Regions from separate parts of the Homo sapiens genome. Here region 2 is linked to region 1. Evidence: chromatin loops called from intact Hi-C (ENCODE). Cell type or tissue: PC-9. All regions are shown on one strand. Each heading gives the region's core, and the rest is flanking DNA. Links, peaks and the distances in the headings are about the cores only.

What was found. Hi-C counts contacts between places; a loop is a spot of excess contacts. Peaks named below come from ENCODE experiments on the same cell type or tissue, not always from the same donor. Only the 100,000 strongest peaks of a DNase experiment are listed, where the experiment ranks them.
Region 2: it touches region 1 in a loop (4-fold over the local background); 2 of 110 quality-filtered maps call a loop at or near these places.

Annotation. Positions count from the first base shown.
Region 1 is chr11:47,852,679-47,868,786 of GRCh38, forward strand. No RefSeq gene overlaps it. Among named protein-coding and RNA genes, the nearest start is that of NUP160, 12 kb to the left of the region's middle. RefSeq lists enhancers at 9,047-9,116, 10,502-10,551. In PC-9, for the core only: no CTCF peak of the experiment used is centred there; a DNase peak (open chromatin) is centred at 8,063.
Region 2 is chr11:48,047,704-48,063,811 of GRCh38, forward strand. All of the region lies in intron 1 of PTPRJ (protein tyrosine phosphatase receptor type J), which reads left to right. Among named protein-coding and RNA genes, the nearest start is that of MIR3161, 41 kb to the right of the region's middle. RefSeq lists enhancers at 3,164-3,665, 3,666-4,165, 8,622-9,123, 13,654-13,948 and a silencer at 4,634-4,928. In PC-9, for the core only: no CTCF peak of the experiment used is centred there; DNase peaks (open chromatin) are centred at 4,758, 7,478, 7,768 and 8,278; H3K4me3 peaks cover 3,831 bases; H3K27ac peaks cover 7,136 bases.

The DNA.
Region 1 (16,108 bases), core at 3,345-11,344:
TTCTGTAACTGCTATAAGGAATATAATACAGCAAAAGTGATGCTGTGCCAGCCTAGCTTAAGAGAGTCTACATCTCTCTTTGAAGACTGGCTATAGGGGAAGCAAGCTGCCATGTAAGAAATTTGGCTACGCCGGGGCCATCCTAGGCAGATTGCAGGGAGAGACCACACACAGAGACTCTAATTCTACTTGAAGTGAGAGATGCCTGGTAAGTCCCCAGGTCCCAGATATTTTGTAGAGCACAGATGAGTCATGACCACTGAGCCCTGTCCAAATTGCATATTAATGAGCTAAATACATGATTGCTATTTTTATTTTTATTAAATTAAATTAATTAATTAATTAATTTTGAGACAGAATCTCACTCTGTCGCCCAGGCTGGAGTGCAGTGGCTCAATCTTGGCTCACTGCAACCTCCAGCTCCTGGGTTCAAGTAGAGGTGGGGTTTTACCATGTTGGCCAGGCTGGTCTCGAACTCCTGACCTCAAGTGATCCACCCGTCTCAGCCTCCCAAAGTGCTAGGATTACAGGCATGAGCCACCGCGCCCGGCCTCAATGTACATATTTAATGTAGTAATGTTTTTTCATTTTTTTCTCAGAAAAAAATGTTAAATTGATGAGGCATGTTTCGGTTTTATAGGAATCTAGGAATTACATTTTTTGACAGTGAACACTTTTTAGCTTTAGATCACTGTCTTATCTCCAACATCCATCAGAATTCCGGGAACTTCACGTTACCTAATAAATGTTTGAGGAATAATTAAATGAATGAATAAGTGCATATATGCATTTTTGGAAAACTCAAATACCCTTTGAACTATTAATGTTCTGGGGGATGGTTATAACATAAATTGAATCATATTGCCATCTAGTGGTTAGGTAGTGACTTCGTTTAGAAACAAAATGCAGAATGTTACCAATATTGTGCAGCAAGTTTTATTTAAATACTTTTTTTTTTTTTCAGATGGAGTCTCGCTCTGTTGCTCACACTGGAGTGAAGTGGCGCGATCTCTGCTCACTGCAACCTCTACTTCCCAGGTTCAAGCGATTCTCCTGCCTCAGTCTCCTGAGTAGCTGGGATTCCAGGCACGCACCACCACACCTGGCTAATTTTTGTACTTTTAGTAGAGATGGGGTTTCACCATGTTGGTGAGGCTGGTCTTGAACATCCGACCTCGTGATCCGCCCGCCTCGGCCTCCCAAAGTGCTGGGATTCCCGAAGGCGTGAGCCACCACGCCCGGACTTTTTCTTTATTTTTTTTTTTTTGAGACGGAGTTTCGCTCTGTTGCCCGGGCTAGAGTGCAGTGGGGCATGATCTCAGCTGACTGCAATCTCTGCCTGCTGAGTTCAAGTGATTATCCTGCCTCAGCCTCCTGAGTACCTGGGATTACAGGTGCCCGACACCACGCCCGGCTAATTGTTTTATTTTTAGTAGAAACAGGGTTTCACCATCTTGGCCAGGCTGGTCTTGAACTCCTGACCTCGTGATCCACCCACTTTGGCCTCCCAAAGTGCTGGGATTACAGGTGTGAGCCACTGCGCTCAGCTGAACAATACTGTTAATTGAACTTTAAGCAGATTTTCATAACCAACTTGATAGCTACTCCTTGAAAGAAGAATTTGGTGGTTTAAACAAGTGTGGGAAATGATGATAAATAAAGTTAAACATATTTCTTTCTTGAAGAACTTTTCAAAGACATTAATATAATAGCTTTGTGAAGTTCCAAGAAGGCCTTATGCATGATACTGCTTTCCAGACTCTTTGACATACAGAATACTCTTTTCAAGGGGCAACTCATTGGACCATTGTTCTTTGAGAATATATTTTGGAAAACATGGCTTTACTTTCATTTTGCCCATAGGTTAAAAATATCAGCTGGGCATGGTGGCTCACACCTACAATCCCAGCATTTTGGGAGGCTGAAGCAGGAGGATTGGTTGAGCCCAGGAGTTTGAGACCACCCTGGGCAACATAGTGAGACTCCATCTCTACAAAAAAAAAAAAAATTATCCAAGTATGGTAGTGTACACCTGTAGTTTCAGCTACTTGGGAGGCTGGGGCAGGAGGATCCCTTGAGCCCAGAAGTTCAAGGTTATAATGAGCTATGACTGTGCCGCTGCACTCCAGCCTGGGTGACAGAACGAGACTCTGTTTCTAAAAAAAAAAGCAGAATTGTGGAATAAATGAAGTATGTCAGTGACTTCTCAATTCCGTTTTCAGTATTCTTTCTACCCACTTAGGAAACCACCATGACTTTAGACTCCAGGGCCTTTGAGGGGCCCTGAAAGCCCAGGGCTCCCACCTAGACTTGACCCTCCTGTGCTTTGGACTTATCCTTGGGAACTATACACCCTGGATTGTTTTCACCTTTCAGGTAATATTTTCTATAAATTTCTCTTTTTTTACTTTTTTTTTTTTTTTCTGAGACAGGGTGTCACTCTGTCGCCCAGGTTGGAGTGTAGTGGCCTGATCTCTGCTCACTGCAACCTCCGCCTCCCAGGTTCAAGTGATTCTCCTGCTTCAGCCTCCCAAGTAGCTGGGACTACAGGCGTGCACCACCACGCCCAGCTAATTTTTATATTTTTAGTAGAGACGGGGTTTCACCATGTTGGCCAGGCTGGTCTCAAACTCCTGACCTCAGGTGATCCTCCCATCTCGGCCTCCCAAAGTATTGGAATTACAGGTGTGAGCGACCATGCCTGGCCTTTTAAAAATTTTTTTTTAAATTTTTTGAGACAGAGTCTTACTCTGTCACACAGGCTGGAGTATAAGGTGCAATCTTGGTTCATTGCAACCTCCACCTCCCAGGTTCAAGCAATTCTCATGCCTCATCCTCCTAGTAGCTGGGATTTCAGGCGTGTACCTCTAACAACATTTTTGTATTTTTAGTAGAGATAGGGTTTCGCCATGTTGGCCAGGCTGGTCTCGAACTCCCGGCCTCAAGTGATCCCCCACCTTGGCCTCCCAAAGTGCTGGGATTACAGGCGTAAGCCACTGTGCCCAGCCAATTTTCTGTAAATTTCAATTATGATTCATTATATGATTAGTTAAATGTTACTTCTGTATCTTTGTAGGAGCTTACATGTAATTTAATTCACAAAATCAAAACAAACTCTTGCTAAGGTGGGCGAGGTGGCTCACGCCTGTAATCCCAGCAGTTTGGGAGGCTGAGGCGACAGATCACTTGAGGTCAGGAGTTCAAGACCAGCCTAGCCAACATGGTGAAACCCCACGTCTACTAAAAATATAAAAAAAATTAGCCAGGCATGATGGCATGCACCTGTAATCCCAGCTACTAGGGAGGCTGAGGCAGGAGAATTGCTTGAACCTGGGTGGTGGAGGTTGCAGTGGTGCCATAATGAGCCAAGGTGGCACCACTGCACTCCAGCCTGGGCGACAAAGCAAGACTCCATCTCAAAAAAAAAAAAAAAAATCCTCGCTTGAACCATATGTTCTGAGTTTTACTTCTGAAAATATGAATGCCTTACCTATTAAAACTAGCTCTGGTATAACTGGAAATGAGTTGACATTATAGTAATTCACACTGAGGTGCTGATGACTATAAAAACTTCATAAATTGCCTTTCCCAGAGGTAAGTCATGGCAACATACACTACCTTAACTGGTAGGGCATTGCCCCTCCTCCCTCTCTTGCTAATCAGTTGTGGGAGTCCTTTTCTACTGCCTCGGTATCATTTTCAACAGAGTGATTCAGAGAGCTATCAGCTGACTGGAATTGGCACGTTATCTATATACTCCACTTACCATCTCATTCAAAGGGATTAAACTCTAGTGGTGGAATTGGAGGCATCAACAAAGAACCAGATGTGCAGGTAGCCTCAGTAGGGGCAGTTAAGTTCATCTCAGTAAAATATGTTTAATATTAGTCTTTTTTTTTTCTTTTTTAAGATAGAGTCTCACTCTGTTGCCCAGGCTGGAGTGAAGTGGCACCATCTCCACTCACTGCAGCCTCTGTCTTTTGGGTTCAAGCATTGTCCTGCCTCAGCCTCCCGAGTAGCTAGGATTACAGGTGCTCACCACCACGCCCAGCGAATTTTTGTATTTTTAGTAGAGACAGGGTTTCACCATGTTGGCGAGGCTGGTCTTGAACTCCTGACCTCAGGTGATCCACCTGCCTTGGCCTCCCAAAATGCTGGGATTACAGGCGTGAGCCACCGCGCCTGGCCAATATTAGTCTTAAAAAACAAGGTGGGCCAAGCATGGTCTCGCCATGTTAGCCAGGCTGGTCTCGAACTCGAGGCGGGCACAGGAGTTTGAGACAAGCCTGGGCAACATGGCGAAACCCCATCTCTACATAAAGTACAAAAATTAGCCAGGTGTGGTGGTACATGCCTGTAGTATCAGCTACTCTGGAGGCTGAGGTGGGAGGGAGGATGACCTGAGCCCAGGGAGGTTGAGGCTGCAGTGAGCTAGCTGAGATCACATTACTGGGCAACAGAGACCCTGTTTAAAAAAAAAAAAAATCAAGATCAAAAGTTGATCCAGTAAAAAGGGTTATTTGCATGTATAGAGTCCAAAAGTGCTTTTTTTTTTAGACAGGGTCTTACTCTGTTACCCAGGGTGGAGTGCAGTGGCATGATCAAGGCTCGCTGCAACCTCTGCCTCCCAGGTTCAAGTGATTCTCCTGCCTCAGCCTCCCAAGTAGCTGGGATTACAGGCTCGCACCACCACGGCTGGCTCATTGTTTTGTATTTTTAGTAAAGACAGAGTTTTACCATGTTGGTCAGGCTGGTCTTGAACTCCTGACCTCAAGTGATCTGCCTGCCTCGGCCTCCCAAAGTGCTGGCATTACAGGTGTGAGCCACTGTGCCTGGCCTCAGAAGTGCTTTTTAATATAAAAGTGTACAATACAATTAAGAGGCTAGAAATTCAGATATTTGAGTAGAGATTCTCACCTATATCTAGACCATCTTGAAGTTGCACCCACTTCAAACCCTCCCTTCTCATTCGGTTCTGTCTTAAAACCTCAGGGCTATCACTTCCTTTGTTGCTGCATGATCATGGGCAATGCCAATCAATGTGCTCACGTCTTTATGTCTTTCTCTGCAAAATAATGATGGCAATAAATATCAGTTGAGAGATTTTTGCAGTCTGTTTCATTCTTTTCTCTTTTCATCTGCTCCTGAGAGTTTTTTTTTTTAATATCCTTCTCCTGTGCTACCCCTACAAAGAATAAAAAGCTTCAAATCATAAAAATAGGATGAGTTTTTAGAAGTATCACTCCTTCCTCATTTTGCCTGCCAAGTTTCAATTTGGTGCAGGTGCCGAAAGATGTTTATAGGCAAATAAAATAAGTCACTTCCACGTCTCAGAGCAAGGATGCTCAGTGACCCGAATAGGGGTTAGAACTTTGATGAGAGGCTCCAGTTTGAGGTCAGAGGCCAATGCTTTTCCAAACCCCCAGACTTTAGTCTTGTTTTGGCTTGCATTTGTCACTGCCCAAATCTTGCAAGAATTTCTGGCAATTAAATTAGTCAAAATGTGTGACTACAATTTCAGAGCTGGCAAAGCCTCTATGGGCAGCCACAGGTCCACACCCAGTGATTGTTTATATTTCTCTCGCATCCTCCAGGATCTTGCTTACGCACCAGTTTCTCTTGAGTAACGGTATGTGGAGCCAAGTCAGTAACGGTAATATTCCTTGTCTGCCTCCTTGGGCTGGTCCTGACGCTGGCCTCGACAATGCCAGGCTCTGGAACTATTTGTTTCTGAATTCCAGCCAAGAAGTCTAACAATTCTCTCCTTTCCTTTCCATCGCCCTCTTCTTCCTTACTAATGCCAAGTCTGGGATTTTCCTTGTCTAAAGACCACAGGGGCAAGGAAATGAACTTTCTTGGGATACCACAGACCACTTAACAGAAAATGTGCCCTTTGTTCTCATTCAAATGCCTTTTCCTTAAATGATATTTCTTTTCTTTTTTTTGAGACAGAGTCTTGCTCTGTCACCTAGGCTGGAGTGCAGTGGCATGATCTCAGCTCACTGCAACCTCTGCCTCCCAGGTTCAAGCGATTCTCCTGCCTCAGCCTCCCGAGTAGCTGGGATTACAGGCGTCCACCACCATGCCTGGCTAATTTTTGTGTTTTTAGTAGAGGCAGGGTTTCACCATGTTGGCCAGGCTAGTCTCCAACTCCTGACCTCAGGTGATCCCCCCGACCTTGGGCTCCCCAAATGCTGGGATTACAGGCATGAGCCACCGTGCCCGGCCTCCTTAAATGATATTTCTAAGGTTTCCTCAGATCTATCTGCACTAACTACTTGATTTTTCCTAGGTGCCTGTCAGAAGACTAAAAGGAGGCATTGGAATTCTGAATTTTCTGATTAGAAAGCAGTAGCTCACCGTAATCCCAGCACTTTGGGAGGCTGAGGTGGGTGGATCATTTGAGGTCAGGAGTTTGAGACCAGCCTGGCCAAAATGGTGAAACCCCGTCTCTACTAAAAATACAAAAAATAGCCGGGTGTGATGGCAGGCACCTGTAATCCCAGCTACTTGGGAGGCTGAGGCAGGAGAATCTCTTGAATCTGGGAGATGGAGGTTACAGTGAGCCAAGATCATGCCACTGCACTCCAGCCTGGGTGACAAAGCAAGACTCTGACTCAAAAAAAAAAAAAAAAAAAAAAGGCCAGGTGCGGGGGCTCACCCTTGTAATCCCAGCACTTTGGGAGGCCAAGGCGGGTGGATCATGAGGTCAGGAGTTCAAGACCAGCCTGACCAACATGGTGAAACCCAGTCTCTACTAAAAATACAAAAATTAGCCAGGTGTAGTGGTGTGTGCCTGTAATCCCAGCTACTTAGTAAGCTGAGTCAGGAGAATTGCTTGAACCCGGGAGGCGGAGGTTGCAATGAGCTGAGATCATGCCACTGCACTCCAGCCTGGGCGACAGAGTGAGACTCTGTCTCAAAAAAAAAAAAAAAAAAGAAAGGAGTACCTCAAAAAGAAAAAGTGATTTGCCCAGGCATTTAGTCAGGCAATTCTATTAGTTGTGTCTGAATCCATTCTTTAAACATTTTAAAATGCTTTTAGCTCCTAGCAACCATATCCAAAACAAAGGAAGCAAACCCTTGTATTTACCTACAGGAAATAGAAAGATGCAGGTCTGGCTGTTGATCACTGATTCCACCATGAGCCAGAAAATTTTACTTCATTTGGCCAAACCCCGGGACAGTTCAGTAGGGATTGCTGTTGACACAAATAGGGGTTCCAGTTCCCACTGTTAACTAACCACTTGGCCTTGGCAAGTCACTTCATTTCTCTGGGCCTCAGTTTCCTCATCTGTAAAATGAGGCCTCTGGGCTTCATGATCTCTTAGGTTTCCTGGTTCACAACTAGGAAAATGCTAAGATAAAGGTATAGGTATAAACATCTTTAAAAAGTCAGAAAAACATCTATAACATTTCAAAAGAACAATCTCTAGTGGATAAAAATATGTGTACAGTACAGTTGACTCAGCAATTTCACTCAGAGTTTTATCCTAAGGAAACAATCACAGATATGCTTCAAGATACAAGGATTGACGGGCGTGGTGGCTCATGCCTATAATCCCAGCACTTTGGGAGGCCAAGGCGGGTGGATCACCTGAGGTCAGGAGTTCGAGACTAGGCTGGCCAACATGGTGAAACCCTGTCTCTACTAAAAATACAAAAAAATTAGCCGGGTGTGGTGGCACGTGCCTGTGATCCCAGCTGCTCAGGAGGCTGAGGCAGGAGAATCGCTTAAACCTGGGAGGCGGAGGTTGCAATGAGCTGAAATCGCGCCACTACACTCCAGCCTGGGCAACAGAGCGAGACTCAAAAACAAACAAAAAACAAGGATGACTGTCACAGTGTTTGCTTTTTTTCCCAAAATAAACATTTAATTTTAGAATAGGTTTAGATTTACAAAGAAATTGTAAAGGTAGTACAGAGATTTCCCGTATACTCCATCTATTCTCTCTCCCCAGCTCCCCTATTGTTAACAGTTTATGTTAGTATTGTCAGAGGCGTTCGAAACAGAGCGACTCCATTTTGAGTGAGGGCTGGAAAAATGAGGCCAGGACTTGCTGAGCTACATTCTCAGAAAGTTAGGCATTCCTAACCTCTAGATGTTTACGGCTAAGGGGACAAATTAATAATGCTTACTGAACAGACCCAGACTTGGGAGTGTCCAGATATCCCGATATCTGGAGAACAAAGGCATTCCTAATTTTGCTTTAAAGATAATAATATTGATTTTTGAAAAATATAGTAATTAAAAAAACTTAATCCTTTATCACAAACCCTTGTAGCAGAGCACATCTCCCCATATATACAAGCTTTGTACCTAGGGTGGATGCGTTCCTCCTCTTACTTTTGGGAACATCCTACTCTGTCTATGGAGTAGCTGTCCTTTCACCACTTTACTTTCCTAATACACTTGTTTTTGCTTTGCACTGCGGACTCACCCTGAAGTCTTTCTTGTGTGAGATCCAAGAACCCTCTCTTGGGGTCTGGATCGGGACCCCTTTCCTATCTGTAACAGTATGAAACATTGGTCACAACTAATGAACCAATACATATATATATATATTTTTGAGACAGAGTCTCGCTCTGTCACCCAGGCTGGAGTGCAGTGGCCTGATCTCGGCTCAGTGCAATCTCCACCTCCCTGATTCAAGCAATTCTCCTGCCTCAGTCTCCAGAATAGCTGGGATTACAGATGCCTGCCACCATGCCTGGCTAGTTTTTGTATTTTTAGTAGAGATGGGGTTTCACCATTTTGGCCAGGCTGGTCTTGAATTCTTGACCTCAAGTGATCTGCCCACCTCAGCTTCCCAAGGTGCTGGGATTACAGGCATGAGCCACCATGCCCAAACTAATAAACCAATATTGATACAGTATTATTAACTAAAATCCATACTTTTTTTCCCCCAATTTTAAGAGACAAGGTCTCATTCTGTCGCTCAGACTGGAGTGCAGTGGCATGATCATAGCTCACTGCAGCCTCAATCTCCCAGGCTCAAGTGATCCTCCCGCCTCAGCCTCCTGGGTAGCTGGGACTACAGGCACATGCCACCATGCCTGGCTAATTTTTAAATGTTTTGTAGAGATGGAATCTCTCTATGTTGCCCAAGCTAGTCAGGAATTCCCCTTGACAGTTTTGAGAAGTACTGAACAAGTATTTTGTAGAATGTCTTTTGTCTGATTTTTCTCTTAAAAAATCATGATTAGATTAGGGTTATGAGAGGAAGACCACAGAGGTAAAGTGCCATTCTTGTCCCAGCACAGCAGCAGGGGTACATGCTGTCTGCGTGACTTTTCGCTGATTATGTTAAGCTTAGTCACTTAGCTGAGGTAGTGTTTGCCAGATTTCACTGAGCTTTTTTTTTTTTGAGGCGGAGTCTCACTCAGTCTGTCACCCAGGCTGGAGTGCAGTGGTGCGATCTCAGCTCACTGCAACCTCTGCCTCCTGGGTTCCAGCGATTCTTCTGCCTCAACGTCCTGAGTAGCTGGGATTAAAGGTGTGTGCCACCACACCTGGCTAATTTTTGTATTTTTAGTAGAGACAGGGTTTCACCATGTTGGCCAGGCTGGTCTCGAACTCCTGACCTTGTGATCCGCCTGCCTCGGCCTCCCAAAGTGCTGGGATTACAGGTTTGAGCCACGGCGCCCAGCCTCACTGTGCTATTTTTTTAAAATAAAAAAAGTTCTCAAGCAAACTATAGGTCAATAGAGGACTTTAAACTCCATGGGGGCAAGATCTTTGCCTGCTTTGCTCACCACTGTGTATCCAGTGCTGAGCACATTTCTGACAAATAGTAGGTGTTAATTAGAATTTGTTGAAAGAGGGTCAGGCATGGTGGCTCACGCCTGTAATCCCAGCACTTTAAGAGGCCGAGGCGGGTGGATCACCTGAGGTTAAGAGTTTGAGACCAGTTGGCCAACATGGTGAAACCCCGTCTCTACTAAAAGTACAAAAATTAGCTGGGCGTGGTGGTGCATGCCTGTAATCCCAGCTACTTGGGAGGCTGAGGCAGGAGAATCGCTTGAACCTAGGAGGCAGAAGTTGCAGTGAGTCGAGATCATGCCACTACACTCCAGCATGGGCCACAGAGCGAGACTCGTCTCAAAAAAAAATAAAAGAATTTGTTGAATGAAAAAGTGGGAAGATAAATAAATTAACTTCTCCAATATGATGGAATACTGGCAATTATCATAAACATTTGATGATGTGAAAAAATGTAAAGTATTTATTGCTCAGTGAACAAAACAATTAGAAAACAATTTCTATACATTCAGTTTTCTATGAAGTGTGTTTGTGTGTGCAGAAAAATAACTAGAAGAATGTTGTCAACATGTTAACAGTGGTCGTTGGTTATTGCTGGGTGGGAAGGGAATGGGGATTTTTATTTTTTTCTTTGTTCCATATTTTTAAAAATTGTCACAATAAAAAGGAATTACTTTTTGAATCAGAAAAAGGAATAAAAATGGAGAAAAGTTTTAAACTTCAAAAAGATTCCCGAGCAAGGAAAACAGATATTCCAATACAATACTCAGCAACCACGTTATTTAGCCATGTATTAGTATCTGTGAAGGAACTGAAATCAGTGGTGCAGTGCAGAGAGGGTGTTGTCCTCAAAGTTCTGCAGTTTCTAGGAAACAGGGTACACTAGGCACCATCTGTTTCTGATTTAGAGCATTAGAGTTACAAGATCATAAGCCGTATCTTTGTTACTCTCATAACAAATTGTTTAAAGTTAAAAAAAAAGAGTAAAGAGCAAAACCAAATGCACAGGATGCCAGAGTGAATGGCATTATTGTATCATTTGCTTTCTCTTCCCAGGGGCTTTGCATTTTAAAAACACATGTTGTGGTTTTTCTGTGATTATCTTTCCACTTCCTGTGTTGTATCTCCTTACTGTAAATATCCTTTTGTATAGTCATGCTTTTTTCCCCTTGCGTCTTACATGTGTGTCTTTCTTAATATTCACTTTCTCCAGTCTTCTACTGTTTATTTTCCCTAATACTAATTTGTATGAGTCCATTGGTATTTTTATTCTCCAACAAGATTTTTTTAGAACCCTGGTTTCAAATCCTAGTCCCATCTTTTATTAACTGTATGGTCTGGGGGAAATTGCATAATTTCTCTGAATGTTTCCCGCTGAAAATAAGGACAATATTAGGTAACCAATGGGAGTATTGCAAGGATTAAATGAGTTTAATATAAATACATAGAGGATCTAGCCTAGGGATGGGCACAAACATGGCACTTAACCCTTGGTATCTTTTCCTTCCTTCTCTCCTTCTGTGTATCCTCTAATACTATGTCTCGAGTTATCTTTCTAAAACACCAACACATACTAAAGGGTCAAGTCTAACCTTAGCAGGTTTTCAGGGTCCTCCTCAAATAAGCCCCAACCCATCTTTGTGGTCTTACTACCTTCTGGGCACATTCCTTATACACATTACTCTCCAACCACACAAATTACTAGCTGTTGCCTAAATATATGTTACTGTTTCTTCTCTCCCTGACTTTGCAAGTGCCATTTTCTGTGTCTGCAAGTCTTTCCTGCTCCTATCTGACAAACTCCTTTGCAAAGCCTTCTCTGACAGCTTGAGGCCCCCATGCTTCCCTCTGACCATAGTAATTTGTTCAAATCTTTACGAATACAATTCCTTATTCAAGTGTCTGTATCATTCACTCACGTATTCGACAAATACTTACCCAGCTGCTACTATGTGCCAGGCAAATTCTGGTGGGAGTGCAAATTCTGGTGGAATTGTGAGATTCCATAAAGGCAGGGGTCCTGTCCTGTCTTGGTGTTTAGCACTGGCGAAAAGCAAGCACTCAGTATTTGTTTGTTGAATGTTGAATAAAATGAGAGCTTTTTTCTTCAATAGTCAAACTGAAAATTATAATGCTACCAAACACTTCCTCAAAGATAAAGGGCACATTTTCTTTTACATGTAACATATTATTGTGTTTATTAACACTTCCAGGGGGCTCAGAAATATTCCTTTGCTTCAAATGTTCTCCATCTGGAAGAGTTTAGCTAATTAAACCAAAGACTACAGATGAGTTGGCCCAATTTATCTCCAGGATGAAATCCTTTTTTTCCTCCAGAGAATTCCTCAGATAAATATCAAGGGTCAATGTTACTTTTAGTAACATACAGTTTTTGAAAGTCTTAAAAATGTTTTAAATTTCTAAATTCGGTTTAAAAATACTTTTGAAAATCTTATTTTTAGTTTAAATTTACCAGTGAACTTTAGTCTACACAAAAGCATTTGTTTTGACTCGAAATGATGCCAAATCACCAACTGGTGAATAAATTGGTAATTAATCTACAAAAGGGAAGTTAGAAAAAAATTCTTTCTCTTCCCCTCCGCCTTTTTTTTTTTTTTTTGGTAAGTTTAGATCCCTGTTAGCGATGATATTCTGTGCAGATTGAAAGCTGACTCAGAGAAAGCTATTATTATCCTTCCTTTTTCAGGGTTTAAAGTTTTCATTATTAACATTTGCCGACATTTTTTAGCTTTCATTCTCGTCCTTACCCTGTTCCCTTCTCCATTCCCTTCTAATGTGTAGAAACATGTGAGCCCTGTTTTCTTGGATTCATTTGGATCTCCCTTTGTGCACTTAACAGGACAATTATGAAAATTCATGTGCTGATTACATGCTGATTTTTTTGAGCTTCAGAATGAAAACACTGTAGGCCAGTCGTGATGGATCATGCTTGTAACCCCAGCACTTTGGGATGCCAAGGCAGGCGGATCACCCGAGGTCAGGAGTTTGAGACCAACCTGGCCAACATGGTGAAACCCCATCTCTATTAAAAATACAAAAATTAGCTGGGTGTGGTGGTGGGCGCCTGTAATCTCAGCTACTCAGAAGGCTGAGGCAGGAGAATCACTTGAACCTGGGAGGCGGAGGTTGCAGTGAGCTGAGATCACGCCACTGCACTCCAGTCTGGGCAACAACAGTGAGACTCTGCCTCAAAAAAGAAGAAAAAAAGGAAAAGAAAAAGAAAACACTGTATAACTTCAAATTAACATCAATTAAATAATGTCCACAATAGCTGAGTTTTATTTATGTAAATTTAGTTATTCAGCTAAGCTGAATTTTTTTTCTCTAGTTGGAGACAATTTATCCATCTCCTGGGTTATATCATGAGATTTAAACTGATGGGCCCTGATAGGAAGAAGCTAAATTAGATTTTAATCAAAGAGATACTATGCAAAACTTGGTAGTGAAGAAAGGAAATCTAATGTCCAATACTGCCATCCTTGCCAGGCAATGTCCTTGTATGTAGAACTGACTCAACAGAATTTTCTTTTTTTTTTTGAGACAGAGTTTCATTCTTGTTGCCCAGGCTGGAGTGCAGTGGCGTGATCTCAGCTCACTGCAACCTCCGCCTCCCGGGTTCAAGCGATTCTCCCACCTCAGCCTCCCTAGTAGCTAGGATTACAGGCATGCACCACCACCCCTGGCTAATTTTGTATTTTTAGTAGAGACAGGGTTTCTCCATGTTTGTCAGACTGCTCTCGAACTCCTGACCTCAGGTGATCCACCTGTCTCAGCCTCCCAAAGTGCTGGGATTACAGGCATGAGACACCGTGCCTGGCCGGAATTTTCTTTTTCCTTTTTTTTTTTTTTGAGATGGAGTCTCGCTCTTGTTGCCCAGGCTGGAGTGCAGTGGTGCGATCTCGGCTCACTGCAACCTCTGCCTCCCGGGTTCAAGGGATTTCCCTGCCTCAGCCTCTCGAGTAGCTGGGACTATAGGCGTGTGCCACCAGGCTTGGCTAATTTTTTGTATTTTAGTAGAGACAGGGTTTCACCATGTTGGTCAGGATGGTCTTGATCTCCTGACCTCGTGATCAACCCACCTCGGCCTCCCAAAGTGCTTGGATTACAGGCGTGAGCCACTGCGCTCAGCCCAGAATTTTCTTAAAAGCTAAAAGCACGCAGGGGTAGGTTGGAGAGAGAATTTTCGAGAGTGAAACAGAACACAGAATTTTTTAGAGTGAAACTACTCTGTATGATGCTATGATGGTAGATACATGTCAAAACTCACAGAATATTCCACTTGAGGCCATGAGTTCAAGACCAGCCTGGCCAGCATGGTGAAACCCCGTCTCTACTACAAATACAGAAATTAGCTGAATGTGGTGGCGTGCAACTGTAATCCTAGCTACTTGGGAGCTTGAGGCAGGAGAATCGCCTGAACCTGGGAGGCAGAGGTTGCAGTGAGCCGAGATTGTGCCACTTCAACCTGGGCTATAGAGCAAGACTGCGTCAAAAAAAAAAAAAAAAAAAGCTAAAGTCAGTATGGGGTCAAAGAACCTACAGAAGTTCATCTGGCTCCATTTAAATGAGGCCTTCTTTGAGTGCTCGTTCACATCCTATTCAACCCTCTTTTACATGCCCTCCTGGGACTGTCTCTCAGCCTTTCCCAAGACTGTCTTCCTCCTTCCAAATTCTTCTTCTTTTTTTTGAGACGGAGTCTCGCTCTGTTGCCAGGCTGGAGTGCAGTGGTGCAATCTCGGCTCAATGCAACCTCCACCTCCCAGCTTCAAGTGATTCTCCTGCCTCAGCCTCCTGAATAGCTGGGACTACAGGCATATGCCACCATGCCCAGCTAATTTTTGTATTGTTAGTAGAGATGGGGTTTCGCCATGTTGGCCAGGATGGTCTTGATCTCTTGATCTTGTGATCCGCCCACCTTGACCTCTCAAAGTATTGGGGGGATTACAGCATGAGCCACCGTGCCCTGCCCTCTTTTTTTTTTTTTTGAGGCAGGGTCTTGCTCTGTTGCCCAGGCTGAAGTGTGGTGGTGCAATCTCAGCTCACTGCAACCTATGCCTCTCAGGCTCAAGCCATCCTTCTACCTCAGTCTCCTGAGTAGCTGGGGCTACAGGCATGCACCACCACACCTGGCTAATTTTCATATTTTTTGTAGAGATGGGGTTTCGCCATGTTGCCCAGGCTGGTCTCGAACCCCTGAGCTCAAGTGATTCACCTGCCTCGGCCTCCCAAAGTGCTGGGATTACAGGTGTGAGCCACTGCACCCAGCCCCCATTCTTCTTTGTGGGGACAAAAAGGTCAAACAAGGACAAGGGTTAGGGAATGGCTGGGGAATTCAGATAATTGAGTTAAACAGATAGGTTCTTTGGTCACCATAGCTTCAAATAATAGATTTGATCAAATCCTGAATGGTGTTTGGCATTTTATAGGACCTCAAAAGTTTGGATAGCTGTCACCACACACTTTTCTCATTCCTCTTCTCTAAGGCCCCCATAGCATTTCCTCGGAAATCATTCTATTCATCCTTTATTCCCTGGTAGTGTCAGAGGAGATTAGTCACTTTTTCCAGCCTCTGGCAGAAATGCTTCTGCTAACTTGTGCCTTGGTATTATAAGGAAGGTCCATGAAATTCATCACTGTGCTTTGAGAAAGATGTTATTGACCGGGCACCATGGCTCATGACTATAATCCCTTTGAGATCAGCCTGGACAACATGGCAAGACCCCGTTCTCTACAAAAGATAGAAAAATTAGCCAGGTGTGGTGGTCCTGTAGTCCCAGCTACTTGGGAGGCTGAGGTGGGAGGATGGAAGCCCAGGAGGCAGAGGTTGCAATGAGCCGAGATTGAGTCACTGCACTCCAGCCTGGATGATAGAGCCAGACCCTTTCTCAAAAAAAAAAAAAAAAAAAAAAAAAAAAAAAAAGCTGGGGTGCAGTGGCTAAAGCCTGTAATCACAGTATTTTGGGAGGCCGAGGCAGGTGGATCACCTGAGGTCGGGAGTTTGAGACCAGCCTGACCAACATGGAGAAACCCCATCTCTATAAAAATACAAAATTAGCTGGGTGTGGTGGCACATACCTATAATCCCAGCTACTCAGGAGGCTGAGGCAGGAGAATCGCTTGAACCTGGCAGGCAGAGGTTGCGGTGAGTTGAGATCACGCCTATGCACTCCAGCCTGGGCAACAAGAGGGAAACTCCGTCTCAAAAAAAAAAGAGAAAAAAAGGTATTAGGGAAATTCCTTTGGGAGGACTCATGGGAAAGATTATAGCTCTAGAAGAATTGTGCTACACCTATGCAACTGATATGTTTATCCTTTAGAGACTAT
Region 2 (16,108 bases), core at 3,286-11,285, 190 kb after region 1:
CATGTCACCCAGGCTAATCTCTGGTAATTTTTAAACTCTGCTCAAAGTTTTAGAAAACATAAGTCTGGAAATTCCAAGTTGAGCCACTGGTGACTTGTGAGCATGAGTATGGCATGGGATTGGGGGTGGGGTGGGGCTGACGTGGCCTGGGGCAGATGCCGGGTGGTTCTGTTTGGAAACAGAAGTTCCACTGCACATGCAGCCTTCACGTCTTGTGGGGGCTTTTGTGGGGGCTGTGTACTTCCCAGTTTGGTTATTAGTAACTTTATTTGGTTCTGGTCATTAACGGCTTTTGGGGGCGTTTTGGGGGCCTGTTTGAGGCCCCTGAACATGCATTTTTCAGTTGTCGTTGTCCATGTTATTAAAAGGATATGTTGGAGGGGGTTGCAGTTTAGTCTGCTGCTGTTTCGAATCCTTTTCTTTGATAGTGTTTGCCTTCCTCCCACCAAATGCTGCACTGAGAGTCTCTGGTACCTGGGTCCCTCCTTCCCTTGCCTTTGCTTGGGAGGTCAGTGCCTTCATCCAGGACATCTTTGGGCATACAGGTAATCCCAAGCAGCTCTGCTCAGTTGTTGATACCCCTTCTCACAGAACCTGATCTGCCTCAGCTCTCCTTGCCTCCTAAGTGGCAGTGCCCCGCTGCTGGGAAGACTCCTCTCTCTGCTGGATGCTTCTTCAGGCCTGCTGCTGCACAGCTTACGGCCATGATGACTGCTGCAGTGCAGAAGGCATTTCAGTTGGCTGTTTGTTTTTCATGCATTTTGTGTTTGTAGTGTGCTGGCCACGGGAGCACTCTAAACACATTATGGGCCGGGCGCAGTGGCTCCGGCCTGTAATCTCAGCACTTTGGGAGGCTGAGGCGGGCAGATCACTTGAGCCCAGGAGTTCGACACCAGCCTGGCCAACACGGCGAAACCCCGTCTCTACTAAAAATACAAAAATTAACCGGGTGTGATGGCGCGTGCCTGTATTCCCAGCTACTAGGGAGGCTGAGGCAGGAGAATCTCCTGAACCTGGGAGGCAGGGACTGCAGTGAGCCAAGATTGTGCCACTGCACTCCAGCCTGGGTGACAGAGCGAGACTCCATCTCAAGAATAAAAATAAAAACAAAAATAAACATAAAAATAAACACTTTATGTACACAATCTCACATCACTTTCACAGTCTTGGAAGGCAGATATTTCTGTTATCCTCATTTTACAGCTGACGCCTATCTAAGGCTTGTATAAAAGTCAGTCACTGTCCAGGCTCACACAGCCAATGCTGGAGGGCTGTGTGGCACCCAGAGAGCACAGTTGCTGCTTGGAATAAACCTTCACTTATAGTCCGGAGCAGGGTGGTTCTAAAGCTCCCTTAGCTTTCCCACTAGTAAGCTTCCAGGTTCTGGTACAGTTTCTCAGCCTCGGCACTACTGACGTTTGGAGTCTGATGAGTCTTTGTTGTGAGCGCTGTCCTGTGCATTGCAGGATGTTAGGAGCATACTTGGCCTCTATCCACTAGATGCCAGTAGCACCCCCCTCCCAACTCTGCCCAGTTGTGACAGCCAAAATGTCTGCAGACATTGCCAGATGTCCCCTGGGGGACAAAATCTTGCCTAATTGAGAACCACCGAGTCATGGCAACCATTTCAAACCCTAAGCCAGGATGTACGTGGAGATGGAGAAAGGTACAACATTTAGAATTGGTACTGTTGGCTGGGCACGGTGGCTCACACCTGTAATCCCAGCACTTTGGGAGGCCAAGACGGGCAGATCACCTGAGGTCAGGAGTTCGAGACCAGCCTGGCCAATGCGGTGAAACCCCGTCTCTACTAAAACAAAACAAAACAAAACAAAACAAAACAAAACAAAACAAAACAAAACAAGTCGGGTGTGGTGGCGCACTTTTGTAATTCCATGTACTCGGGAGGCTGAGGCAGGAGAATCGCTTGAACCTGGGAGGTGGAGATTGCAGTGAGCCGAGATCGCGCCATTGCACTCCAGCCTGGGCGACAATAGTGAAACTCTGTCTCAAAAAAAAAAAAAAAAAAAAGAATTGGTACTATCTTAGAAAACCTGGAGCACCCTGCTGCTTTAACTGCAGCCCTCTGTGTGGGCAGACAGATTGACAGTGGGCTTAATGTGGGGTAACCTTTCATCATGAAAATTAAATTACACTGCAGGCCTTTTGTAGCCCTCCTATATGAAACCCTCTTAAAATATTTTCTTTTTGCAATGGAAGCTTGGGGGAAAAATCATAGTCTTAGATTTATTGAAGTTTTGTGGATAAAAGCACTTTTTATTAAAAAGAACCAGGTGAAAACTAGAAGGGCCTCTTTTGAGTCTGCTGACAGACACGTGGAGAATATATAGTCAGCGGAACATTCCTGTGCTTTCCGTAAAGCTGTGGATGAACCTGCCTTTCAGGTTTCGTAGCCTCTTCAGTCAGATGGTTTGAGAATGCGTGTTTTGTGGTGTATGCACACAGACTGTATGAGTTTGTTTTTTTACACATGACTAGTAAACCTGTCACATTTTGTCAAATGTGATTTTCTTTCTTTATTAAAATAGATTTTATTTTTAGAGTAGTTCTAGGTTCACAGCAAAATTGAGCAGAAGGTGCAGAGATATCCCATATACCCCTGGCCCCCACATATGCACGGCCTCCCCCGTTAGCAACACCCCCACCAGAGTGGAACAATCAATGAACGTACATTGACATATCACTATCACACAAAGTCCATAGTTTCTGTTAGAATTCATGCATAGCATTCTACATTCTGTGGGTTTGGACAAGGTATGATGACATGTAACTGTGATTTCCTCAATTCAATATGTATAGTTCCTGTTCACACATTTCTTCACACATTTGTTCCTCAGTGCTCAAATGCCTGCTGTATTCCAGGCTGTATTTGAAGCCCCTGAGCCTTTATTTGGAGAGTTCATTGAACATTAGAGCATGCAGTTTGCTGAGATGTCTTGTACTTAGAAAATCCAATTTATAAAAAACCTCAAATAGAACAGTAAATTTAGGGAATTTTTTTTTTCTGATGATAAAATTAGATAACTCTGTTGCATGGATTCTGTAAAACACAGCTCCCTCCTGTTACGCCATGAATTGGGTTCAATTTACAACACCCCTTTAGGCATACTTTTTCAGCAACACATGTCTGAGCCGAGGTGCACTGTGCCTCTTTCTGTAGCAGGCAGCTTTTAGGGGGTGTCCTAGTGGTCTTATGTTTTATACATCTCATGGGAGTGGCTGGTTTCTAGGAAATAGCTCACTTGCCAGTTTTGGTAACCCTAACAGAGCTGTTTTGCCAAGGCGTCTGGTGAATATTTCTGTCTTCCAGTCAGGACTAATATAGTACTTTTCAGAGGTGATAGCCAGTTAACTGATGACTTTTTTTTTTTTTTTTTTTTTTTTTTTTTGAGATGGAATCTCGCTCTGCCACCCAGGCTGGAGTGCAATGATGCGATCTTGGCTTACTGCAACCTCTGCCTCCCGGATTCAAGCGATTCTCCTGCCTTGCCTCCTGAGTAGCTGGGATTACAGGTGCGCACCACCACGCCTGGCTAATTTTTGTATTTTTGGTAAAGTCAGGGTTTTGCCATGCTGCTCAGGCTGGTGTCGAACTCCTGGGCCCAAGTGATCTGCTCACCTCGGCCTGCCGAAGTGCTGGCATTACAGGCGTGAGCCATTGCACCTGGCCGTGTTTTCTGTTTTTTATTTAGAGGAAGTCACTTGATCATGCTTTTCCCCCCACCCATGGCATAGGAAAATGATTCTTTTGCTGATTGTGCTGATTAAATGTGATGTGGAAAAACCTACTCCTGGTGTTCAGAGAGGTTTTCCAGGTCACAGTGGGGTGGGTCTCATCTGGACATCAGAATCATTATGTTAATGATAACTAAGAGCAGTTGACTGCTTACTATAAGCCAGCCACTGACCTCAGGGCATTGCATAACTGGCTTCCTTTACTCTTCACATCAGCCCTGTGGGCTTGGGAGTGAGACCTCTACCTAGTTTTTAAACAAATTACATAAACTTTTTGGGGCTCAGCTCCCTCATCTGAAAATCAGAAAATGATACTTCTCTGGCATTTTGAGCATGAGTTCAGGAGTCAGACTTCCTGGGTTTGAATTCTAGCTTCTTCTATGACTTTGAGCAAATTACTTTAACTTTGCTAAGCCTCAGGTTTCTCGTGTTGCATAGGCAGATGATAGTCATATCTGAATGTAACGAGAATCAAATGCAACCTGGGACACAGTGAACACTTGGTGAACGTTAGTGCCTTGGTAACAGTGATGATAGTGACAATAAAGATCGATGATGATGATGATGGCGATGGTGCTTAACCCAGTATGAAGGTGAAGTGTCTAAGCTTCTTGAGGGCAGAGTTTTGTCTTCTTCTGCACTTTCTTTCTAGTGTCTAGAATTGCCTGTAGGTTTACCCCTGGATCCCGTCAGGATGGGGCTAAATTTAGAATTTTTGGAAAGATGTGAGCTAGCCCGTCTACAGTGACATCCAGCTCAGTGTGTATGTTTGGTCTGTGAACATAGTAGAGGCATGATTCAACTGTGAGTTTGTGCTGGGAGCATAGATGGATGCTTTTCAGGCTCTTGAAATGTGCAAGTGTGGTTCCCTTGCAGCAGGCATTGCCTCTCCCTCGTTAATCAAGATCTTTTCCTTGCCAGGACTTCAGGAGATCCTGGACATCCTCTGGAGCCCAGGGGTGGCCTCACCCGCTCCTTGCTTTAGCCTGGAATGCAGGCCCTCAACATTCCAGCCTTGGGTTAGTGCCAGAGCTGTGAAAGCAGGGCAGGCATTTCCACCTTGCTTGACAAAGGCTTTTGCTCTCTGGGTGGTTGGGGGTGCCTCTGAAGCCAGGCGAGACCAGAGATCTCATGGGTTTGTGTTTCTTCATTGATACTTTTAAGGGGAGCAACTTAATCAGTGGGAAACCAGATCTCAAAGGATGGGACAGATAAACGCAGGGTACAGAGAAGAGCTTGGGGGAGTGTCAAGCTTATTTGCCCAAAAGGGCTGACCCTACCTTACCGCCATTAATACATGTCCTTCATGCATCCCTGGGTAACAGGGAAGTAGTACCAAAAATCTTACAGTGCAATAAACACTTGGCAGAAATGGAGAAACTAGTAATGGCTGAGCAGCTGTGCCCTCTCCACCACCTCACTATGCAGTACGTGGGCCACCAGCCGCTAGGGGCCTGGCAGCCACAGAGATGAGGGAAGCATGCTGAGGACCCTGGTGTGGAGTTGGAGGGGTCATGTCCTCTGAAAGGTGGCCACCACTCATCGCCAGCCCTTACTGTCATGTGAGAATGTGGCTCTGTGTTTCCAGATATTGTTTTTTTTTTTCCCCTCCAACAGAAGCAGGAAATATAAAAAATTTATATAATATATATAAAATATATTATATATAAATATATAAATATATAAAAATAAATATATATTATATATATAAAAATATATAAATATATATAAAAATATATAAATATATTATATATAATATATTAAATATATTATATATAATATATTTATATAATATATATAATATATTATATAAATATATAAATATATAAAAATATATAAAATATATAAATATATAATATATATTATATATTAATATATTATATATTATATATAAATATATAAAAATATAATATATATAAAATATATATAAAAATATATGATATATAATATATATAAATATATATGTATAAAATATATATTATATATTATATACTATATATTATATATAATATATAAAAAATATATATAAAATATATATATAACTTCACGGAAACTCTGAAGGAGAGGTCAAATATAATATTATATATTTTATATATATAATTTATATATATATAAAACTATATATATATATTTTTGAGAGACAGTCTTGCTGTGTTGCCCAGGCTGGAGTGCAGTGGTGTGATCTTGGCTCATTGCAACCTCTGCCTCCCAGGTTCAAGCGCTTCTCCTGCCTCAGCCTCCCAAGCAGCTGGGATTACAGGTGTGTGCCACCATGCCTGGATAATTTTTGTACTTTTAGTAGAGGCAGGGTTTCACCATGTTGGCCAGGCTGGTGTCGAACTCCTGACCTCATGATCCGCCCACCTTGACCTCCCAAAGGGCTGGGATTACAGGCATGAGCCACCGTGCCTGGCCAGGAAATTATATTTTTATGAGAAATATTCTGTTGTTTAAATTCTGGCACCTCGTTCTTTTTTTTTTTTTTTTTTTGAGACGAAGTTTCACTCTTGTCGCCCAGTCTGGAGTGCAGTGGCATGATCTCAGCTCACTGCAGCCTCTGCCTTCTAGGTTCAAGTAGTTCTCCTGGCTCAGCCTCCCGAGTAGCTGGGATTACAGGTGCCTGCCACCACGCCTGGCTAATTTTTGTATATTTAGTTGAGATGGGGGTTTCACCATGTTGGCCAGGCTGGTCTTGAACACCTGACCTCAGGTGATTTGCCCGCCTTGGCCTCCCAAAGTGCTGGGATTACAGGCGTGAGCCATGGCGCCCGGCCCTAGTTCACAAAATATATATGGCCAAACAAAACATGTCTGGGGCTAGACTTGGACAGGGGGCCCCATTGTGCAACCTCTTATATAGCAAATTAGAGTTTACCAGGAAGTTTCTGCCCTTCAGGCCCTCTGCTCTCACAGAAACTCTATGAAGGAGAGGTCATCTTGTCTATGTTTGTAAGAAGTCACATTGAGAGAAATGACATCTTAGCTCCTCTTATGTGCCAAGTAGTTTGTCTGCGTTATCTTCTTAGATTGGCTCCATCTCTCAGGTGAGGAAACAGACTTGGAAAGGTGAAGTGACTTGCCCACCTAGTTAGAAGCACATCATCTTCTGATTCCTGTCTCATTTCATTTCACCGCTTGTTTGCCCTCTCTGTGGTCTTGCCCACGGACTTGTAGTCCCTGATGTACGCCAGGCCTCTCACAGTGTGGCCCCCGGGATTCCCTTTTATGAAAAAAAGTTGAGCATGAGCTGTAAGTTAGAGTAGGTTTTAATTCTGTCCTACCACGGAGTCTGTTTTATATGAGAACAAGTTATTTAACTCCTCTGAGTGTTAATTTCCTCATTTTTTTCCTTTCTTTCTTTTTTTTTTTTTTAAAGGGCCAGTCCCCATTCTCACAGGGTGTTTGGAAGGAGTAACTGAAGGGGGGTATATAAAGCCGCTGGCAGCCAGGCATGGTGGCTCACGCCTGTAATCCCAGCACTTTGGGAGCCTGAGGCAGGCAGATTGCTTGAGTCTAGGAGTTCAAGACCAGCCTGGGCAAACATGGTGAAACCCTGTCTCTATAAAACATGCAAAAATTAGCCAGGCATAGTGGTGCATGCTTGTAATCCCAGCTACTTGGGTGGCTAAGGTGAGAGGATTACTTGAGCCAGGGAGGTTGAGACTGCAATGAGCTGTGATTGCGCCACTGCACTCCAGTTTGGGTGATGCAGTGAGATCCCATCTCTAAATAAAAAAAAAATAAATAAAGCCCCTAGCATGGTGCCTGGCACATGGTAGGCCCTCAAAAGATGACCCTCCAAAGTGGCCAGGACTCACCATGCATTCAGGGAATATGGATTCTTTTGGTGGCAGCAGGCTGCATTTTTGCCTGGCTGAATGCCTGCAAGCATGGGAACTTTTGATGCAACAGTAATCCTTGGGGTCTGAAAGGCCCCAAATCTCCCGCCAGATCTCTGAGGTTAACATCCAGTCAACCTTTTGCTTTTCATTCTTGGCCTCTTTCCTCCTCACCTCCACCAGTGTGACAGTCATATCCTCTCTATGTTTCTGGTAAGTTCTGGCCTTGAGGGCTGGTCTTATGACTGACAAGTGAAGAGCAGTGCCACCCTCTACTCCACATTCTCAGAAGCGTCTCTAGGTTCCATACTTTAAGGCAGGCTAGCTTCCAAGGCATACTGACAGACATCCCTGTGCAGTCCTGGGGGCACGAGGGTCCCATTCCACCCTGGGGCTTCAGGGTCAGGTGAGGAAGGTAGATCCCTGAAGTTGGGTCCAGAAAAGGCCACTGGGCTAGCCTGTCTCTCGTTCTGGTCACTGACCTCAGGATCCAGCAGGACGCTGCTAGCTTGCTTGGCTCAGCTCTGCGAGTGCTGGGAGCAATAAGCAGTGCTGAAAACGCGATGCATTTCAACCCAAAGCACTCTGATCCCTTTCCAGGCTTTGGGAGAATGTTTTTTCCAGCTCGGTTACTTGCTGGCATGCATAGGTCAATATACAAGGTGTTCTCAGAGAAGCCGGAGCTGAATGTTGACTTTTGTGCTCCCTGGGGTGTGTTCTGGGGAGGAAGTGGGTTTTCAGGTTGTGGTGCGTGTAGGATGTGGTCTGGGATGATTAGTATCACACACTGTGGATAAAGTTAACACGCATTGTGGAGCTTTTTTCCTCTTTTGTACTTTTGGGCGAAGGTGCCTCAAAAGCAGCTTTGTTTATCAAGGAGGTGCCCTTGATTCTGTATGCATTTTTAACATCTGAATAGAAGTTAGACGCACACATAATTGCTTTACTTGATGCAGTAAATACGTTTCAGCCAGATAATCCATAAGACCCTAGTTCAGATCCTGACTTTGATCCCTCTTAGTTGTGTGAGCTCTCACCAGTTTACTTGACCTCACTCTCTGAGCGTCAGATTCCTGAGTGTAAAATAGGTACAAAAACTCAGATTGTTGTAAGGTTTCAGTGAGTTGTTGCGTGTAAAGCATTTAGTATACAGTTCTTGTCACAATGTTTAGTAATGGCAGCTATTATCTTAACTATTAGAGCGGCAGTTTGGCGTGGCACTAATAATGATGATGGTGACAGTTTCACTGAGTGCTTACTACCTCAGCTATTCTTCCAAGTACTTTGCATCACTTAGCTCATTTAACCCTCACAATAAAGCGATAAGGTAGGTGCTGTTCTAATCTCTGTTTTACAGATGCTAAAACTCGGCAGCCAGGTGTGGTGGCTCATGCCCGTAATCCCAGCACTTTGGGAGGCCGAGGTAGGCGGATCATCTGAGGTCAGGAGTTCGAGACTAGCCTGGCCAAAATGGTGAAACCCCGTCTCTACTAAAATACAAAAGAATTAGCTGGGTGTAGTGGTGCATGCCTATAATCCCAGCTACTCAGGAGACAGAGGCAGGAGAATCGCTTGACTCCGGGAGGAGGAGGTTGCAGTGAGCCGAGATTGTGCTATAGCACTCCATTCTGGGCGACAAGAGCGAAACTCTGTCTCAAAACAAAACAAAACAAAACTCAGGCACAGAGAGGTTAAGTAACTTGCCCAAGGTAACCCAGCTCATAAATATGAAAAGAGCAGGGACTTTAGAGTCAGAAGACCTGGGTGGCACGCTTGCATGCCGTGTCCTGGTGGTGTGGCCTACCGCAGAGTGACTGACTCTGATTGCCTTCCCAACTGTAAAATGGTGCTAATGATACAGACCGCCCCCCATTGCCTGGTGTGGTGCGCGGCTGTGAGTGCTTAATAATAGGTGCTTAGGCATCATTTGCTAATTAACTGACTGTGTTAGGTTATTAGGAAGTTCCAGTGGGCTAATAAAAGCTCTGGGTAAACGTTAGTTGTTCTTTTAAATGTCCTGAGGTGCTTATGATTGGAGTTTAAACAGCACACCTGTTTTTCAGATTTCGGAACCACTTAAGAGAGGCACAGTGTAAAGAAGGTGGAGATGAGAATATCACCTTTACTCCTGATACAGTCTTGGAGAATGCAGCTTAGTTGTGGGGCAGCATTAGCTTTCTGATATGAAGCTGAGATTAGGTGGATGTACCAGGCCAGTCACGGGCAGCCTTGGGTACCCAGAGGCCTTCTCACGTGGGTCGAGGCAGGTGGTGGAGGTGGTGGCAGCGGTAGCCCCCATAATACTTCTAGGTGGAAGAACAGACCACCTGAGTGAGAGAAATCACTCCTGAGCCCTGGGGGAGAACTGTGTGGAGGGGCAGATGGGAGCCTGGAGTTTTGAGGGAAAAAAAACTTTCCTTTTGGAAGCCAGACGTAGGGAAGAAGCATATTGATCACAATGACTATTAAAGAAAGCTCCCCAACACCCCAGCAAAACACCCACAAAACAAGAAACTACTTCTGCCAATGGTTCTAGCCAGTTTTCTTCACCACAGTTCATGACTGCTTCATCCTTTTAGGTGATCACACCCAAAACTTTTGGGTCTTCCTGCCTTTTTTTTTTTTTCTTTTGAGACCAAGTCTTGCTCTGTCACCCAGGCTGGAGTGCAATGGCACGATCTCGGCTCGCTGCAGCCTCCGCCTCCCGGGTTCAAGTGATTCTCCTGCCTCAGCCTCCCGAGTAGCTGGGATTACAGGCATGTGCCACCATGCCTGGCTAATTTTTGTATTTTTAGTAGAGATAGGCTTTCACCATGTTGACCAGGCTGGTCTTCAACTACTGGCCTCAAGTGACCCACCTGCCTCTGACTCCCAAAGTGCTAGGATTACAGGCATGAGCTACCACACCCAGCCTTTTTTTAAAACAAAACCAAAACCAAAAGAGACAGGGTCTCTGGTGTGCAGTGGTGTGATCATAGCTCACTGCACCTTGACCTCTTGGGCTCAAGCAATCCTCCTGCCTCCACCTCCTGAATAGCTGGGACTACAGATGTGTACCATCACACTCATCTAATTAAAACAATTTTTTTTTTGGTAGAGATGGGATCTCGCTATGTTGCCCAGGTTGGTCTTGAGAACTCCTGGCCTCAAGCGATCCTCCTGCCTTGGCCTGCTAAAGTGCTAGGATTACGGGTGTGAGCCACTTTACCCAGCCTTGGGTCTTCCTTGACTCCTGACTCTCAAACCTCATATTCAGTCCATCTGCCAGTCTGTGGGTTCAATCTTCAAAGCAAACCCAGAACCTTACTACTTCTCACCTCTCCCCAGCCACCGCTCTGGTCCAAGCCACCATCGTCTCTCACCTGGATTAGTGCGGGGCTCTCTTCCTGGTCTCCCCACTTCTGCCCTTGTCCCTCTTCAGTCTATTTCTATGAGGCCACCAGAATTATCTTTTTTAAAAACTGAAGTCAGATCATGTTGCTCCTCTGCTCAAAGCCCCGCAGTGATTCCCTGGCACGCCGAGGGGAAAAGGCAAGATCCTCCCAAAGGCCTGTACGATCTGCCCCCGGCAGCTCCCTGGCCTCTTCATTTTGTGCCTCCTCTGCCCCCTCTGCAGAGCCACACTGGCCCTGGTAGTTTCTAGAACACGTCACGTTCATGCCTGCCTCTGGGCTTTGCATGGGCCTTCTTCCCAGGCACAACGTGGGGCTCTCCCCACTTCTTCCACCCTACAGAGAGGCCGGCCCTGATCAGCTGTTTTATAATAGCTCCTCCCGATCAGTACTCCTGATCGCTCCCTACTGTGCTGTGCCTTTTTTTTTTTTTTTTTTTTTTTTTTGAGGCAGAGTCTCACTCTGTCCATTGCCCAGGCTGTAGAGCAATGGCGTGATCTCAGCTCACTGCAACCTCTGCCTCCCGGGTTCAAGCAATTCTCCTGCCTCAGCCTCCCGAGTAGCTAGAACACAGGTGCCCGCCACCACATCCGGCTAATTTTTTGTATTTTTAGTAGAGGTGGGGTTTCATCATGTTGGCCAGGCTGGTCTGGAACTCCTGACCTCAGGTGATCCACCTGCCTTGGCCTCCCAAAGTGCTGGGATTACAGGCGTGAGCCACTGCGCCTGGCTGCTCTGCTTTTTACCCATAGCTCTGGCTCTAATATATGACACTGCCCCTCCCTGAATTAGAATGGAGGCTACAGGGGGATGCTGGTCTGTTAGTTGACTGATGCATCTTCAGCACTTAAGACAGTGTCTGGCACAGAGTAGGAACAGAATATGGTCCTGTAACAAATACTGAAGGTTGTGCTCTGTGCACCTGGGATAGAGCAGGAGCAAGACACATCATTCCTGCCCTCACAGGGTTATGGTCTCCTAGGTGACAAGGTAGTGCACACTTCCATAGGTCTTACTCTGGGACAAGTACTGTGCCAAATGCTTCCTCCCAGCCGCCTGATGAGGTAGCTACTGTTAGTTATCAAGTCTGATTTACAGGTGAGGCAAAGAAAGGATAAGTAATTGACCCAAGGTCACACCTAGCAGGTGGTGAAGCTGAGCCATGGGTCTTGGCTTCAAGAATCTGTGCTCTTACCCACCATACCTGCTGCTGCCGGATTCAAACCCGAATTGCATTAAGGAATCATCATAACCTGTTTGATTGAAGCTATAAGGGAACTTTGAGCATGGTGAATGGGGCGCTCTATGGAAAAGGGGTTCTGGGAAGCCTCTGTGGAAGGGAGGTTTTGTTAAGTGAACTCCCCTGGTAAACGGAGTGATTGGCCCCCAATTAGCTTGCTGTTCGGATTAACTGTAATACATCACACTTTCGAAAGTGAAGATATGCCTATTTTTTCCCCTCTAGGTCTATAAAGTAGATTTTTGCCATTAGTAAAATTTAAAGTGATTGGGGGCTATGGTTACTGAGAATTCAAGAGGTAGATTGACGAAATAATATTTGAATGCAATTTTATTTTTTGAAAAATGTTTTCGAGATGTCCTGTTTTTAGCCAGGAAGCAAACTCCAGGAAAACTCTCTTTTCCATTAAAGTGTGGATGGTGTACTGTAAACAAAGACTAGCTCTCTTGAGCTGCCACGTTTCTATAACTTATAGAAACAGAAGCTGTTTTTTTTTTCTAAAGATCCAAACTCATGTTGCCACACAAACAACAAAATAAACCAGTGTGTTCCAAAAACAAGCATTTGCTCTACCCACACGCACAGTTGGAAAGATGCAGGTTTGATTGAAGAAGTCGGAAGCCAGTGAGGTAATGGCAGATTCTTTTAGGGGCTCCTGTTAATTTTAGTAAGCTTGGAAGAAGCTTCTAGGTTGTTTAGTGTTTCTATTAGAACCATCACCTCAACGAATTTGTTATTGTAGAGATTGATTAGGGGATCTGCTTCCTTTGAGCAGCCAGGATCCCCCAGCTCCAGCTTCTAGCCTGCTTTTCTTCCTCATCTCTACTCTTTCAGAATAATGCATGGCTTTCAAGTCCTGTGTGATAGGTGGCTTCTTAGCGGGCCTCTGAAGGGGCTGAGATTTGTTCCTGGGGCTGAGACTTTGTTCCTTTGAGGGTGCAGAGGCTGCTACCTGCTCAGGCTGCCCCCAAATTGCTCTTGTGTGCAGTGTGCTGCTTGGGGACCAGTCCTGGCTCTGCCACCATGGCGGACACTACTGGCTTCCTCTTAATCTCAATCTCTTCTTCTCCTTTCTTTCTTTTTTTTGGAGACGGAGTTTTGCTCTTGTTGCCCAGGCTGGAGTGCAATGGCGCTATCAATCGTTCAAGCGATTCTTCTGCCTCAGCCTCCCAAGTAGCTGGGATTACAGGCATGTACCACCACACCTGGCTAATTTTGTATTTTTAGTAGAGACAGGATTTCACTATGTTGGCCAGTCTGATCTCGAACTCCTGACCTCAGGTGATCCGCCTACCTCGGCCTCCCAAAATGCTGGGATTACAGGCATGAGCCACTGTGCCTGGCCCTCTTCTCCTTTCTAACACAAGCCTGCTTCTCAGTTTCACGCACACATAGGAGTGGCCACCTGACCCTGTGTTGGCAAATGATTGCAGGCTGTTGTCACCGGTGGGGCTCCTGGAAAAGCCCTCTATGGGGGATTGACTCTGGCATGACTGGGGTGTGGATGCTGTGCTCAGAGGTGCTGCAGTAATGGTTCTGCTGCTGCTGATAGTAACACAGGCAGTGCTGTGTCATGCACAGTAATCCTGTAAGGGAGATACTATCATGATCTCTGTTCGGTGGATGAGGAAACAGTCTGAGGAAAGGCACCTGACCTGTTCAGGCCACACACTAAGTACAGAGCTGGGATCCTGGCACCAGCATTTGCTCTCACCACCTCTCTGTTATGTACCTCTCACACAGGTGCGAGTCCCACCCCAGAGGGGCCTTGAGAGGCTGCAAGTGTCCTGGGTGGGCTGCCTGCTTCAGGAGGACTTATTATTGGGGAAAAATACCCCCCCTACTTATTACTAAGGGCCGAATGCTTTATGTTCACACAACAACTCCATGTTGTGTGACTTTGGACATGTTCCTTAACTTTCTTTATCTTGGTCTTCTCATCTCTGTAAAATTGGGATCATAATGGCACCAACTTATAGTTTTTTTTTTTTTTTTTTTTCTTTTGAGTCAGGATCTCACCCTGTTGCCCAGACTGGAGTGCAGTGGTGTGATCTTGGCTCAGCCCTTGGGCTCAAACGATCCCCCCACCTCAGCCTCCTGAGTAGCTAGGACTACAGACATACACCACCATGCCTGGCTAATTTTTTTTTTTTTTGGTGGGTTTTGCTATGTTTCCCAGGCTGGTTTCTAACTCCTGGACTCAAGTGATCTGCCTGCCTCGGCCTCACAAAGTGCTGGGACTACAGGCATGAACTACCATGCCCGGCCAAACTTCTAGGTTTCTTAAAAAAGTGCCTGGCAGGCCAGGCGCGGTGGCTCATGCCTGTAATCCCAGCACTTTGGGAGGCCGAGGCGGGCGGATCATGAGGTCAGGAGATCGAGACCATCCTGGCTAAAACGGTGAAACCCCGTCTCTACTAAAAATACAAATAATTAGCTGGGCGTAGTGGCGGGCGCCTGTAGTACCAGCTACTTGGGAGGCTGAGGCAGGAGAATGGCGTGAACCCAGGAGGCGGAGCTTGCAGTGAGCTGAGATCATGCCACTGCACTCCAGCCTGGGCGACAGAGCGAGACTCCATCTCAAAAAAAAAACCAAAAAAAACAGTGCTTGTTGTTCTTTTGTTGTTATTGTTAAAGGATCATTATCTCATTATCAACAACATTGGCAGGTAATTGAGCAACTGTTTGTCTCCTTGTCAATGTGGAGATAGAAAATTGCCTACGAGGTTGGACAAGGTGCTGGAGCAGCGTCAAGGAAGAGAGATCGAACAAGAAGACTGCTTTGCCCTTGGACAGCTTTGTTTCTGAAGCACTTTCTCATATTCTCCCATTTAATCATCCCCTCCCTGCCAACTTTTCCAACAGGTGCATACTTAGGTAGAGCTATTCTTTATCAGCCTGGGGCTAAGATTTGTTCCTGGGCAGGTTATCTTTGTCTCTGCCTGGATAGAGGCAGGGGCAGTAGAGTTGTCATGCATTCCAGACTACTAGCTATGCAGAAGCAGGAGCAAGGTAAGAGCAGATTTGTATGAATGAGGGTGTCAGGGAATATCTTAGATGTCCATTTAGTTGTTAAAAAAGAGAACTGATGCCTATATTTCAAAACCCAACTTTGATCTGGATGCAGTGGCTCATGCCTGTAATCCCAGCACTTTGGGAGGCCGAGGTGGGTGGATCACCTGAGGTCGGGAGTTTGAGACCAGCCTGGCCAATGTGGTGAAACCTTGTCTCTATTAAAAATATAAAAATTAGCTGGGCGTGGTGGCACACGTCTGTAATCCCAGCTACTTGGGAGGCTGAGGCAGGAGAATCGCTTGAATTTGGGAGGTGGAGGTTGCAGTGAGCTGAGATTGCACCAATGCACTCCAGGCTGGGCAACAGAGCAAGACTCCATCTCAAAAACAACAACAACAAGAACAACAAGAACAAAAGAAAAAACCCCTAACTTTGGAGAGGTTATCTCCTGAAAAGGAGGGTTTTGGTCTCTTTCTCGCACTGCTCTAAAATAGTGACTGGCACATAGTAGGTAGTCAGTAAATATTTGTTGAATGAATGAATGAATGAAAGGTAATTGGCCTTCCCTGCTCAGTTCTCATTAAAAATTCTGGTTTTCACATATATGGGCAGTGTCCCAACAGGCTGCTGGGGGGTGGCCGTTTGTGATGGCCTCACCAGTCTTTCCCAGAGAGGGAAGTGCACATTTTTAGGCTACTTTTGCTCTGACTGATACACTTGGCTGCCTAACAAAAAGCCAGAGAAGAACTAAGATTTTTAGCATCATTCAAAATGCTTGCCATTCCTTTTGCTTTGTGAAATCATGAGCTAGTTATTTTGAGTTCACATAAAGGTCAGAACTTGATCTGGGGAAGGAGGTTCCCCTT